Linked DNA regions of Mus musculus: regions 2 and 3 are each linked to region 1. A link is a contact called in ENCODE Hi-C or POLR2A ChIA-PET data. All regions are on one chromosome and are shown on one strand. The core of a region is the stretch at or near the end of the contact, and the rest is flanking DNA. Distances in the headings are between cores, read along the strand shown. Region 1 holds the start of Nfatc4 (nuclear factor of activated T cells, cytoplasmic, calcineurin dependent 4). Region 2 holds the start of Khnyn (KH and NYN domain containing). Region 3 holds the start of Adcy4 (adenylate cyclase 4).

Region 1 (4,319 bases), core at 1,166-3,665:
AAGGGGAGAAGGCACTGCTAGGTAATCCATGCCGGCCACCTCTTTCCGCAGAGCCCCCGGAGCAGCCACAGAGTCCTCTGTACCGGAGGGTAGCTTCCCATTGCACGAGGGAGGCTCTTCAGACCGAGGCAGGGCCACTGCTTGCTCGCTAGAAGTCCTCCGAGTTTTCTGAGGGATGCTCTCGGTTGGTGGAGCACCCACATAGTCAAAAGGGCCAGGGGAACTAGGGTCCCGGACCAGAGGCAACGGGGGTGGTGGAGGTGGCTCTGGACCTTCTTCCCCAAGGCTGCCTCGGCGGGACAAAGCTGGGGAGGCCGAAGATGGGGTTCCGGAACTGGAATAGCGCCGCTTGCCGCAGGGAGAAGCAGGCCGAGGGGAGGCTGGGACGGGCCCAGGAGCGCTGAGGAGTAGCCAGCTATCCTCTGGCGCTCGGCCTCCCGAGCTTGGACCGTATAGGCTCCAGGGATCCTCCGGGGTCCATGGCCTAGGAGAAGCCCGGGGCGAGGGCAGCGGAGAGCTCAAGCCAAAACGGGAGGCTGCTTCATTAAGTTCAGACTCCACCTCGTCGCACGCTGCATACAGGGCTGCCTCGTCGGAGGCGTCCGAGAAGAAGCTCCACGAAGACAGGCTGCTGCTGCCAGGGCTCGGGCTGAAGAAAGCGCCTCCGCCCTGACCTCCAGCCTCTCGATAGCCCCCAAAGCCTTCTGGTGGAGGGTAATCTCTAGGAGAGCCGTCCCCCCAAGTTTCAGATGTGTCCTCTAGCGAGGTCGGCGGGTCAGGCGTGGGAGAGATGGAGGTAATCCGGATGCTGGGACACTCAAGAACACGACCACCCCCAGCACCCCCTGCATTACCTCCTGGGCCCCCCAGCCTCACCGACCTAGCTGGCTGGCTCTCCCAGGTGCCAGGTGAAGGGGCGGGACGGGGCGGTGGTGAGTGCATCCCTGGCCGAGGGGGTGGGGGTCGGGGAATCCCAATAGGGGCAGCACCATAAGGAAGGGGTTCCCCCAGGGCCAAACGACAGCATGGAGGGGTATCCTCTGAGTCCAGCTCTGTCAAAATGGAAGGGAAGTAGAGGGAGAGAGAGAGAGAGAAGCTGGTGAAATGTCTACGTTTCTCGGATGGTCAGCCCCTGAAGCCTGATATGCTTAGCTAGGAGAGGTTCCCCTAGTCTCCGGACAAAAGCAAAGTTGAACATCACAAGACAGAAAAGAGATACAGGCATGCCAGGACCTCATACTCTAACACTCTGGTCCTGGGCAGGTGGGCTGGGGTGGTTTGGGGAATTCTAGAGCCAGGCCTGGAGGTGTGCTTGCCCAGGCTCTGGGCTGGGCTGGGGGCGACTCACACATGAACCCAATTAGCGACGGTTCCCAAACCCCCAAATGGTGCTGGCAGAAACCCCAGTTACCATCGCAACTGTGGCCTGGGGGTGGGAGGGATGGGGGCATGTCTGTGGTGACGAGGGGAGGTGACTCCTCCCTCGCCCCCCCCAAAGGGGGCGGGGGTGCAGTCGAAGGGTGATGCGTGCGGGGCCCAGCCAACGGGGGGGGGGGGGAGAGGGGGTAGCGGGCAGCGCGGATTCCGTGCAAGCGGCGGCCGCCGCCCCCGACTCGTTCCCCGCCATCTGCCTCTCATTGCGGCCAGACAGGGGGAGGGGGAGGGGTGTCCCTGCGCTGCCCGAGGGAGCCCCCAGCCCCAGGCGTCGCGTCTGCAGAACCAGGCCTAGGTCCTAAAGCCTTTAACTCCAGGGCCAAACCTCCCCTTCCCAAGCCGGCACCTCCGGCTCTTGGGGGCCAAGGTTCCCTTCCGCACCCCATCCCAGAGACAGTCGGCCTAGCCGGCAGGCGGCGCATAGCCAACAACACCCCCACTCCCACCCCAGTTAGGACCTAAAAAGGAAAAAAAAATGATGCCGTGGCCCCCAGCCTCACTTCCACAGCCTTGGTAGTCCCTCAGCTCCCTTCATCCTCTGACCCACCTCACCCTCTCACACACCCCAGGCTCCCAAACTGGAGATTTCCTGGCCCTTCGGTCACTGGCCAAAAGACCCCTACCCAGCCCCGCACTAACCTTCCCCAGGACCCCCAGGGCCCAGCGGGGGGGGCTCCTTTTCCTCTCCGAACACCAGCTTAAATTCCAGCTCCTCATCCTCGCAGCTTGCGGCCCCCATGGATCCGGCCGGAGCCCCCAGGTCCCGCCTGGGTGGGAGGGGGAAGCTCTGGACGCTGCTGTAGCTTCACGCGAGGGTAGCTCCCTCCCTCCCTTTCTCTGAGACGCCCCCTCTTCTGTCGCTGCCGCCTCCCTCCGGACGCCCCCTCGTTATTATAGAAACTTTTCCAAACTTTTTTCTCCCAAACTTCTTCAAAGCGGCCCCCCCCCAGCCTGTCTCTGATTGGTTACCCGGGATGCACCGGCCCCTCCTCCATGGATGAGATGGGAAAACCACGCGCCCCTAGTTCCCCCCCCCCCCGCCCCCGGTCATCTCTCCAGTCCCACCCCCTCCAAAGAGGGAGAAAAAACTGAATTGGAAAATGGTCCCTTCAAACGTTATAGAACCCTAATGGTACCTATTGGCCCACAGTTGTGACAATCATTTCCCACCGAAAGCCCAAACCTCAGCCTATTTAGTCCCAGCGTAGGGGGTGGGGAGGTCCGGGTCCCCTCGCCTTAAAGAGGCCATATTTTTGTCACCCGTCCCCCATTGTAGCAGGCCCACGGTACATTCTGAAGAGCAGGATAGCCAAAATCTCCCAAGAAAGGGCACCTCACTGTCCTTTCCATCCAAATCTTGAGTTGAAGAGAGATCTGGGATTGAGAGAGGCTCTGAGCTGCTCTGTAGAGGAGGCCATTCCTCCACCCTCGCTGAGACCACTCTACCTGGACCTCCAAGGAGCCTTTGCAGTTCTTAGCCACCACCTCCACAAGCCACCCCCCACCATTCCCTTAAGATGAAGAACTTCTAGCTGTCCCAGAAGCCTCTCAGAACTTTCGAACCCCAGGAAGCCTTTGAAGGCCCATAGCCCGCTGGGCGTAGATCCAGGCCAGGCTTTGCTGATACCCTTGTCCCAGCCACCTAGATAGGCCATTAATTAGCCTTGGAGGAGATAGTCGGCTCCTTCGTCCCAAAAGCTGCAGATCTCTGGGCTCGCTGATCCCAAGACGTTCTGCTCCCGGCCATCCTAAATTCCTGGCCGGGTTTAGAAAAGGCCAGAAGCTAAAAACTTAGGCCCACCGGCTGGACACCTGTCACCTGGGCAGGGAAGGAAGACCCGGTCAGGAGTTTCTAGGAAGGGCGAGCATAAAGAGGTCCCATTTGGAAGAGAAAGAATAGAACGGGAGATTCTTGATTCGGACTGGAGGCGCTGCAAGACAGGGGAGCAGTCACCATTCTCCTTGCATGCTTACCACATGCTCCAAACTTCCCTAATAAACCTGGCAAATCTCCAGTCTCTAAATCTCTCAGGCTCCGACCCGCGTCCCCCAACAGCAAACCCCAGTCCAGCACCTAAAGGGTTAAGCGCCGGCCCTCTGGTCAGACGTTTACAAACACTCGGGAGCCGGGCGGGGACCGCGCCCATTACTCTAATGAGAAACAGGCTCTGCGGGGCAGAGGGAAGGGGGGCTGGCCTGGCGGGCCTCAGCTCCTTGGCGGCGGAGGCGGCGCCCCTCCCTCCCCTCAGTCCTCCCTCGAGCCAGTCCTGGGGACCCCCCCAGCCCCCGGGGACCCCAGTGACGTGCGGCGCTGCCCCGGCTGCAAGCCCAGGGCCGCGAGGCGGGAGGGGCAGGGAGGAGAAGCTTGGCGGGCGGGAGAGAAGAATGTTCCGAGGCCGAGCCGGGAGAGGGCCTGGTTTGATTCCCCCCTCCCCGCCCCCCTCTCTCCCCTTGGGTTCTTCTCAGGTTACATTCCCGTCTTGCTTCACCTCCGAACTGGAGGAACTCACGGTTAGGGGGCGCGAGGAACACCTCGAGAACATCTACCACCCTGCACCTAAGAGAAGGGTGGGCAGAGGTGGGAATCCAAGGAGAACAGACCCGGAAACTCGGCCGGGGCCCTGCTCCCTCATACCCCCCGCTCAGCGGCACAAGCAGACGCGCACATTCTTTTCAAATGTCATATTTCCTTTGATCCTGGGCAGTGTTTCTCCATATGTCTGGCTCAGCCTCTGCCCAGCAAACCACCTCCCCACCCACCCCGCTTTGTTTTCCTGGAGAACCCTCCCCCTTCCCTCGTCTGGAAGACCAGGGCTGGCTGACTTCGACTTTCTTTCCCTTCTCCTCCCAGTGACTCAATTTCCCCACCGTGGTGTTGCAAAAGA
Region 2 (4,319 bases), core at 1,063-3,562, 60 kb before region 1:
AGGTTCACCCTGCACACTGAACCCTCCTCTTTGCTGAGGAACCTCCTGTTTCCCCGAGGCCTTTCCCTTCAAGGGTGCCACCTCCTCTGCTCCTCCACCTGCTAGCTGTGACCTGTAAGCCACTCCAGGCTCCCAGACCTCTTCCCCAGACAGCTCCTTCCGCCCTGAACCCATGTCCCTGACAGCATCCTGTTTCCTTTCCTCCTTCTCCACAGTATGACTTTGTCCTCTTACTGCTGGCGACTTTCCCGACCCTGCCACTCTGGTGCCTACGAATTCCCTGCCTTCATTCAAGGGAGCCCTGACTCCCTGGAACTGAGGACTCAACAGGCCTGAGCTCCCCACCTCACGAGATGGACCCTGCCCTCTAGATGCCTCCTGCACCAGGCTTAGGAGCTCCTCCTGCACGGCCAGGGGCAGCCGCAGCAGGGCCTCTGTGTAGGCATCCTCCCTAGTCTGCAGCAGGGCAGAGAAGTCTCTCAGCACTCCGCCATTGTCAGGGGCTCCGGGACAAGACTGTAGCTGAAGGTCCCAGCTCAGCCGTTGCACTAACTCCTCCACCCGGCTCTGGGCCATCACAAACGCCTCGGTTAGGCCACTGATCATCAGAGAGCCAGGAAGCAGAGGCACCAGGTGGGCAGATGTGCTCCAGGCCAGGCAGTCAAGGAAGAAACCGTGGGCTCCCAGAAAGATGCAGTGCAGTCTGGGTGGGTAGTGGATCTCACTCTGTAGTTCTGGGCTGCAGAGCCCCTTCAGGTATTCCTAGATAGGGAGGTCAGAGAGGAAACTTCTAGAAGCCATCCCTTTCAGATTCACTGCTCTCCCTGAGCTTCAAGCTATTACATCATCTAAGTAGATACTGTTTCTATTCACACTGTAGACCTATGGAAATGTAAGAACAGACCAGAGGGCTGTCAAGTGATGGAGCCTATTGGCCTTGGGTGCAAAGGGGGGAAAAAGTGGCCGGCCCCCTCTCAACCCCAGGGAATTCCCTGGCAAGGCCCACCTGTACAGAGGGGATTACCTTACTATCTCCAAGAGCATGAAGTGATTTGGTTCTAAAGCCTGAAGAACCTAGGCAGCACAGCAGAAGTGAAACCAAAATTCTAAATAAAAAGGTTTGCTGAGTTCCTCAAAGCTCAAGAGAGAGGCAGCCAATAAGATTGCCAAGAGGCATTTCCCAGTCCCTCCTCCGACTCGGCCTCGGGAGGGGCAGCGTCCTAAAAGGCTTTGTAGCAGCCCTAAAAGGAAGAGGACTTCACCTTGGCTCTGCAGACGTTCTCCTTGGGGCCCTCAAGCTGCAACCAGATATGAGGATTCTCTGGGCAGTCTTTGGAGAGGACGCTCATTCCCACGTTGAAGATACGCTCCAAGCGAGTCTGCTGCTCCCGAACCTTGTCCTCGGCCTCCGCAGACACCGCAAAGCGGTCGGGAGTCGGGGAGGCAAACCCCCAAGTAGACATGGCTTCTACCTGGAGTCCTGGAAGGGCAGAGGCAATCTCAAAGTCTCTGTCTCCCTTCAACCCAAATCCTAATCACATGGCATACATCCAACAATCAACAGGTCGCACCTAGTGACAGAACTGGTAAACAACCCCAGGAGATAGCAAGTCCACCTCGCGGGTGGAGAATATAGAAAATCATCTATACACAGGCCTCTCCCTGAGAGTAAGCCCTTCTTAAACAGGGCTAGCTGGGGTGGGCGACTGGCCAGAGAAAACTGATGACCACCGCCCTGAGAAGGGACGAGTTGAGAGGGCCTCCAGCTCATTTTGAGGGTCACAAGAAGTGGGTGGTTTGAGGAAAGAGTCCCAGAGCTGAGAGGTCTCGGATTTTTTGAGTAGAGGAGGGCCTCTTGGGAAATGAATACGCGCCAGAGGCTCTAACAGTGTAGTCCTGGGGTGGGGGTTTCCCCTATCCGCCTTATTCCTTCACTAACCACTCCCACCTCCCCGCCCCCGCCCCCCCTCCTCGTTTGTCCACTGTCAAGCATCCCACCCGGGGCCCAGGGGCATAGCCCGCCCTCCCACAGCCTGCGGCGGCCGCCCCCAGCCCGACCACCCTCCCGCCACGGCCTTCAGCTCCCGATCGCCCGGAAGGGGGACGCCTACCGCCAAAGCCGCGAGTTCCGCCCGCTCCTCTAGGTGCCCGCGGCGGGGGAGGAGGGGCCCGCGTTTCTCCCGCGCCCCAGGGGCCTGGGGCTGGGAGCCCGAATCTGGGAGGGCCTTCTCGGATCCTTCACCCAACCTAGACTTCTCTCGTCAACAACGCGTTGTGGCTTTGGAGTCACTTTCCGGCCCGGGGCGGAGCCAGCTCGGCTCCTCCCCCGCTAGGGCCGCACTGGCCAGGGCTCGGGGCAGGGCTGCGCTCCTCCTCCCCGGCTCGGCCTGCTGTCCTGCTGCCGAGCGACCCGCCCTCCACATCCCCTGCGGGGCCTACCGGGTCACAGACACTCACCCCACCCCCAACGCCTCCTGCCAACTCTCACGTTCGCCTCCAGTTCCTGGGGTCCTTGGGAGTTCTGCAGTTGATGGTTCCAAGAGAAGTGACTGGTCCAGAGTCACAAGAGAATCCTGCCCTTGACACAAGCACTTTCACCAAGTAGATAGAGTTGGGGGAGTAGGGGGGGAAGGGGGGGGAGATGAGGACACACACCTTGCCACAATAAGGAAAACCCCATGGAGAAAGACTGAAAAGGAGAAGATGAGAAAGGAATTGAAGAAATTTTGTTTCGTGTGTGTGTGTGTGTGTGTGTGTGTGTGTGTACACACCCTTGTGTGGCTAGAGCCCTCATATCCTCTCTCCATTCCTCTTCTCCCTCCCAGGGCCCAACTGCTGTCACTCCATGCTCTGCCAAGGAGGAGGGATCCGCAGAGACAGCAGTAGTAAGGCCAGGCAGAGCTGTGGGACACAAAAAGATACAGGGAGGGGAGTGCCCGGGCTAGGTGCCAGACTCACAGAGGACAGCAGAGCAGGGCAGGAGTACTGAAGCCTTGAAGCAGAGGGGGGAGAGCCAAGGGGACAGAAGACAGGAAAATCTGTGAGTTACAGAGGCACCTAGCAAGGATGGGGACGGAATGGCACAAACCCAAGCTGTCCTTGGCCCTGGTGCTTCTGACCCTGGAGGCTGGGTGGGCTCAAGAAGGGTCAGAGCCTGTCCTACTGGAGGGGGAGTGCCTGGTGGTCTGTGAGCCAGGCCGACCTACTGCAGGAGGACCTGGGGGTGCAGCCCTGGGAGAGGCACCCCCAGGACGAGTGGCGTTTGCTGCAGTCCGAAGCCATCACCATGAACCAGCAGGAGAAACCGGCAACGGTACCAGTGGTGCCATCTACTTCGACCAGGTAATCCCTCTGCCTCTGTCCGGAAGACATGCAAGGACCTGGACTCTACTGTCCAAGCCCCTTTGCATCCCTCGGACTCCAAGGAAACCATTACCTGCATCTCTTGCACCACCTTCCTCTAAGATGGCCACTGACCGTTGGTTGGCCTTCTTTCATTCATACACACAGCACCGTAGCCCTTCCTCATAGTTTTTGACTCTACACATTCCTGTCACACCCGTTTGCCACCCCTTCTCTCCTCACCCACTGCACAAATGCCAACCCAGTGATGCTCCTGAGCTCCCGGCACCCAGAATCCCTCTCAACACAATCTGCTTCCCCACAGGTACTGGTCAATGAGGGCGAGGGCTTTGATCGGACCTCGGGCTGCTTCGTGGCCCCTGTCCGTGGAGTCTACAGCTTCCGATTCCACGTGGTCAAGGTGTACAACCGCCAAACTGTCCAGGTGACCTAAGTGCCAGTCCACCTCCGGGGGGAAGGGAGGGTCATAGTGGACCGCAGCACATCCCTGGATAGCCCTTCTGTTGGACCTGTATCCCAGGGACCAGGAGCAAGGGAGGAAAGGCTAGCAGGGTATGGCAGATGTACAGAACCCAACACTGGCCACCCCTCAGTGCTCACTGGAGAGCCCACTGACCCTCAAGTTCCCAAAAGAAAACTCTTGGGAGGATGGGGGGCGGGGTGTCCTGAGCTAAGGACTAGGACATAGATGCTAACTGGGCTCCCCTCCCCAGGTGAGTCTGATGCTGAACACATGGCCGGTCATCTCAGCCTTTGCAAATGACCCTGATGTGACCCGAGAGGCAGCCACAAGCTCTGTGCTGCTTCCCCTGGACCCGGGGGACCGTGTGTCCCTGCGCCTGCGTCGGGGGAATCTTCTGGGTGGCTGGAAGTATTCGAGCTTCTCAGGCTTCCTCATCTTCCCACTCTGAGGACCCAAGCCTTTAAACGGAGATGTCTAGCATCTTTCTGCCCTT
Region 3 (4,319 bases), core at 917-3,416, 41 kb after region 1:
GCCTGCATTTGGAGGAACCCTCCGGACCAGTTCCTGGAAAATGTCCTGAGAGGCAAGCACAGGACACATCAGTTGGGCCTGCCACACCAGCAAGGACATCTTCTGACCCCGTGGCTGGCACTCCTCAGATTCCACATACTTTACCCTTCAGAGGCACAACACCTGGGCCAGTCTTTACTGAGACTCCCGGTCCTCACCCCCAAAGGAATCAGGTGAGACACTGGCAAGACTAGAGCACACCCTCTTACCCAGGAGAACTGCACGGTGATGAGATTAGGCTCTTGAATAGAAAGCCTGAGAGCTCTGTGTTGTTTGCAGGGAGATGGAAGACACGGCACTCCTTGGTATCCCTGGACCCCACCGAATCCAATGACAGGTACCCATTCTTCATTCTCTCTTGCTCTCCCCGCTCAGCTCTCCCATCACCTTCCTCCTCAGCACTTATCTATAGACATGAGTTACTCTGGAGGTGGGAAGGAATGACTAGAGATCATCTAACCCGATCTGCCTCGTTTAAGACGAGGAACATGACATCCACTAGGAGAGGATCCCACTGAGGTCACACAACGAAAGAAAGTCGGGATTGGCTGACTTTTCCCAGCACAGAGTCTGTGAGCCCCCACAGTTCCTTTATTGATAAGCAAGTCCAGAAGGTCTCCCATCAAAGACACCCAAACAGCAGGCACTACTCTTTGAGCTTCTACAAGACTAATTCTGAAGAGGCACAGCTCATACTGGGACGCAGTAGCTAGCAGGTGAAGACCCTGCATTTGCATTCCCCAGGGAGATCACAAGGTGTCGCTGCCCCTTTCCCCAAAGTGCTTGTCAACTTCATCTTTCTAACCTCTGAACCCTCTCACCATCACCTCCTCCTTTCCTCTTAAAGGGCCACCGGCTCTCGTCTTCAACAACTGTTCTGAAGTGCAGATTGGGAACTACAACTCCTTGGTAGCACCACCAAGAACTACTGCCTCAAGTTCGGCCAAGTATGACCAAGCACAGTTCGGCAGGGGTAGGGGCTGGCAGCCCTTCCACAAGTAGACTTCAGAGAATCACTGCAAGAGCCTGAAGTGTGCCATTCAGCGTGGCAATAAAAAGCACGTTTTAAGCAACCTGGACTGGCTAAGACAGTCCTTGCCACTTCCTGAAGCTCACAACATTCTGTGAGGACAGTTGGACCTACACCCAAACTGACTCTTGACCCATCTCCTTAAAGTCAATAAACATAGCATGTTAACTGTGAGAGAGTCTGAGGTGTCAATCCAGGGCATCAGGGATGGACAGCCAGGAGCTGGCTACCCTGGAGGGGGGGGGTGAGGTGTGTGTGGGGGGAGTTGGTGCTACAGGAAAAGGGGACCTGGGGACCAGATATTGAGATATAGGCCACCTCCTGGCTCATAAGGTCAGGGTCCAGCTGGTGGCAGGAAGGAATCAGGGGCTCTGCTCTCTAATGCTCCAGTCTCAGGGTAGGGTACTTCCTCCAGAGCTCAGGGCTGATACCACCCTAAGCCTAGGCTGACAGGAGAAAAGTTCTCCCTTTTCTCCTTGATTTTGAGCACTGGGTTTTGGGGCCCTGGTGAAGGAAGGTGTCTCAGGAAATTCGAAGGCACCCCAGGCTTTCTAGACCACCACACACCTGCTGCACAGACCTCCTGCACCTTGCTTTCCTAGGCATGGCAGCAGGGTTTTTTGTTTGTTTATTTGTTGTTTTGATTCTCTGTATCCAAGAATTGATAACTATATCCAACAAAAAGGAACACCAACTCAAGGAGCTGAAAATGGCCAGACAGTTCACACTTGGCCACATCAGAGGGACCAAGAGTGAACGGGAAATGTCACTCCTGACCTCGCCCACACCCCGGCCCCAGCTGGTACCAGGACACCCCCCCACCTCCCCGCTTTCTCCCAGGCTTTCCTTGGCCTCCCCACTTCCAAATGTTGTATCCTTATCTTGTCACATCCCTTTGTCGTCCCCTTACCCCGTTACCTCGTGTTTCTCCCACGGCCCACCTGCTCATCGACATCGTCGTCGTCGTTAAAGAAAGAGAGAAGGTGATGATTAGAGAATGCAATCTGAGCATGGGAAGCAGCCAGGGGAGTCAGGCTCCAGAACGGGAAGGGGCTGGGCTGTATCGCGGGGAAGTGGGAGGGGGCCTTGGCGCCAAGAGGGAAGTGCCAGTCGCCCGGCAGGCCCTGAGCCACTAGCAAAGCAGCGAAGGTGAGTAGTAGCCATCCCACCCAGGTTCCCTCCTGGAGCCTAGCTTTGCTGAGAGAACTTCTGGAGCTTGACCCAAAGCGGTGAGTCTGCGGCACCTTCTTCTCAGCTCCAGCCAGGACACTAGCACGGTATGGTTTGTGGGAAGGATAAAGAAGTCCTGTCACAGCTGGGAGCCCTGTGAGAGAGCACTTAGCAGGGAACCCTATTGCTGCTGAAAGCTTAGTGGCTTGCCCGAGAGTGGCTTCGGGAGAGATGGGAAAGCGCGGTGGTCCGGGCCAGGTTATTGACTCAGCGCCCTGTGATCCCTAGGGCAGGGGCTCCGGGCTGGGGCGGGGAAGACCATGGCCCGCCTCTTCAGTCCCCGGCCTCCTCCCAGCGAAGATCTCTTCTACGAAACTTACTACAGCCTGAGCCAACAGTACCCACTGCTGATACTGCTTTTGGTCATTGTGCTCTGCGCGCTGGTGGCACTGCCCGCCGTCGCCTGGGCCAGCGGCAGGGTAAGATGGGCTAGATGTGGGAGCTCTAGGCAGGGGCTGCCTCGGGCTGGGGACATTTGAAGATCTGAGATTTGCGAGGTCTTTTAGTTAATAATGTCTTTGCTGGGAACCAAAAACGAAGCGTTGAACCTCGTCATGAATTGTGACTCTGGTTACATGTGACAGAGCTCTCCACCCTCTAAGCTTAGTCTCTGGGTCTATACTAGGACGTAAGTGAGTCCCGAATGCTTCTCGCTGTGTTCTATTGGTTCTCGAGTAAATCCAACACCGGATTTTCCATTTTTCCAGAGAGGAAACTCTACTCATGTCCCTGGGGAGAGTCATTTCCTGACTTTTTCTCTATCCAGATTTGGGAATGTGGGGCTGCTAGCTGTGCCCACAGACTTCCAAAAGATAGTTTTTGCCTTCCTCCATCTTTTTTTGTTTTTGTTTTTGTTTTTTCGTTTTTATTCTGGGCAAGAAAGGGGAACTATTCCACTCTGGGTTTCCCTTTCACTCCTGGGAGGAAAGGTGGGGCAAATGACTGGGAACTAACCCTTGTCTACCCCAAGTCCTGAAAGAGGAGGGACGAGAGGTAGGGTAGTACTGGGGCTTATAGGTTAGAGGAAAGGCAGCCACTCAGAACTCAGTGCTGGGGGGGGCGAGGGGTTGCAGAAACTTGGGCTGCCCTGGTAGACATTTGTCAAGTTTAGTGGTTTGGCTTCAGGAGAAAGGAATTCTTTCTCCCAAGCAAATTAGCCATTTGGATGACATTCACTCCGAAAGCCAAGCGATGCCACCGTTCTCCTTTACCTGTGGGGATAGCCGGGCAAGTCTAGAGTCCCTTGGCTTGAGAGATAGGGACAGGAGGACCAGGAGCTCAAAGTTCTCAGCTGCAGTGAGTTGGAGGCCAGCCCAAGCTACATGAGCCCCTGCCTCCAAACTAAATAAGCAAACAACAAACAAACAAACTCTAACACACCTGCAATGTAGAAGAGCACAGGCTTGCAAATAGCCAAGAGTAGCCCGGCCTCCTGGGTAGCTCTCCCTCGTCCCATGCAAATGTCTGAGATATATTAGGTGGAGCCAGGTGACACTGCTGACCTCTGTGGATAAAACAGTAGGGTTTTAGAAATTTCTCTTGGCTTGATCTAATGTGAAAAACACGTGTCAGTGGCCCCTGTTTCCTTGTGTATGGTTTTTTATATTATTATTCATTTATCTGTGTGTGTGTGTGTGTGTGTGTGTGTGTGTATGTAGGTCAAAAGACAACTCAAAGGTATGAGTTCTCATCTTTTACTACGTGGATTCTGCAAACTAAGCCAGAACATTTGGTGGCCCCCACCATTCCCCACTGTAGCATCTCACCAGCCCTATATCCTTTGTGCGCATGCTTTTCAGATACTTTGCTGAGCTGGTTTGAAGGACACCTAACTTGCTCTTTCTCACCTTGAGAGAACTTCAAAGTATCTCCTCCCAGCCTGGCTTCAGATATCTTTTCTCCGCAGGAGCTGACCTCAGACCCAAGCTTCCTGACAACTGTGCTGTGTGCTTTGGGTGGCTTCTCTCTGCTATTGGGGCTTGCTTCCCGGGAGCAGCAACTGCAGCGATGGACACGACCT

The links. A loop is a pair of places that touch in the nucleus more often than their neighbours do. ChIA-PET counts read pairs that join two places held with the same protein, here RNA polymerase II (POLR2A).
Region 2: POLR2A ChIA-PET joins it to region 1 with 10 read pairs in Patski. The contact joins the promoter of Khnyn here to the promoter of Nfatc4 in region 1. POLR2A ChIA-PET finds 5 or more read pairs at or near these places in 3 of 5 experiments (Patski and embryonic stem cell).
Region 3: a loop to region 1 is called in a map of heart, with 6 times the contacts of the local background. The contact joins the promoter of Adcy4 here to the promoter of Nfatc4 in region 1. A Hi-C loop is called at or near these places in 12 of 37 maps with a recorded cell type or tissue (T-helper 1 cell, T-helper 2 cell, gastrocnemius and 4 more). POLR2A ChIA-PET finds 5 or more read pairs at or near these places in 4 of 5 experiments (Patski and embryonic stem cell).

Annotation. Positions count from the first base shown.
Region 1 is chr14:55,822,891-55,827,209 of GRCm38, reverse strand. It overlaps Nfatc4 (nuclear factor of activated T cells, cytoplasmic, calcineurin dependent 4), which reads right to left and starts at 2,415. Exons shown (of 10, transcript NM_023699.3): 1 at 2,074-2,415; 2 at 1-1,052. The coding sequence starts at 2,173. Gm41159 (a long non-coding RNA gene) reads left to right here and starts at 3,621. Exons shown (of 3, transcript XR_874646.3): 1 at 3,621-4,012; 2 at 4,286-4,319.
Region 2 is chr14:55,882,935-55,887,253 of GRCm38, reverse strand. It overlaps Khnyn (KH and NYN domain containing), which reads right to left and starts at 2,312. Exons shown (of 8, transcript NM_027143.3): 1 at 2,112-2,312; 2 at 1,263-1,480; 3 at 1-762. The coding sequence starts at 1,463. It overlaps Cbln3 (cerebellin 3 precursor protein), which reads left to right and starts at 2,998. Exons shown (of 3, transcript NM_019820.3): 1 at 2,998-3,342; 2 at 3,668-3,787; 3 at 4,077-4,319. The coding sequence starts at 3,067. The coding sequence ends at 4,274.
Region 3 is chr14:55,781,919-55,786,237 of GRCm38, reverse strand. It overlaps Adcy4 (adenylate cyclase 4), which reads left to right and starts at 2,166. Exons shown (of 26, transcript NM_001361604.1): 1 at 2,166-2,346; 2 at 2,528-2,718; 3 at 4,206-4,319. The coding sequence starts at 2,560. Ripk3 (receptor-interacting serine-threonine kinase 3) reads left to right here. Exons shown (of 10, transcript NM_019955.2): 8 at 1-212; 9 at 319-376; 10 at 887-1,243. The coding sequence ends at 1,041. It overlaps Gm32092 (a long non-coding RNA gene), which reads right to left and starts at 2,159. Exons shown (of 5, transcript XR_874644.2): 1 at 1,988-2,159.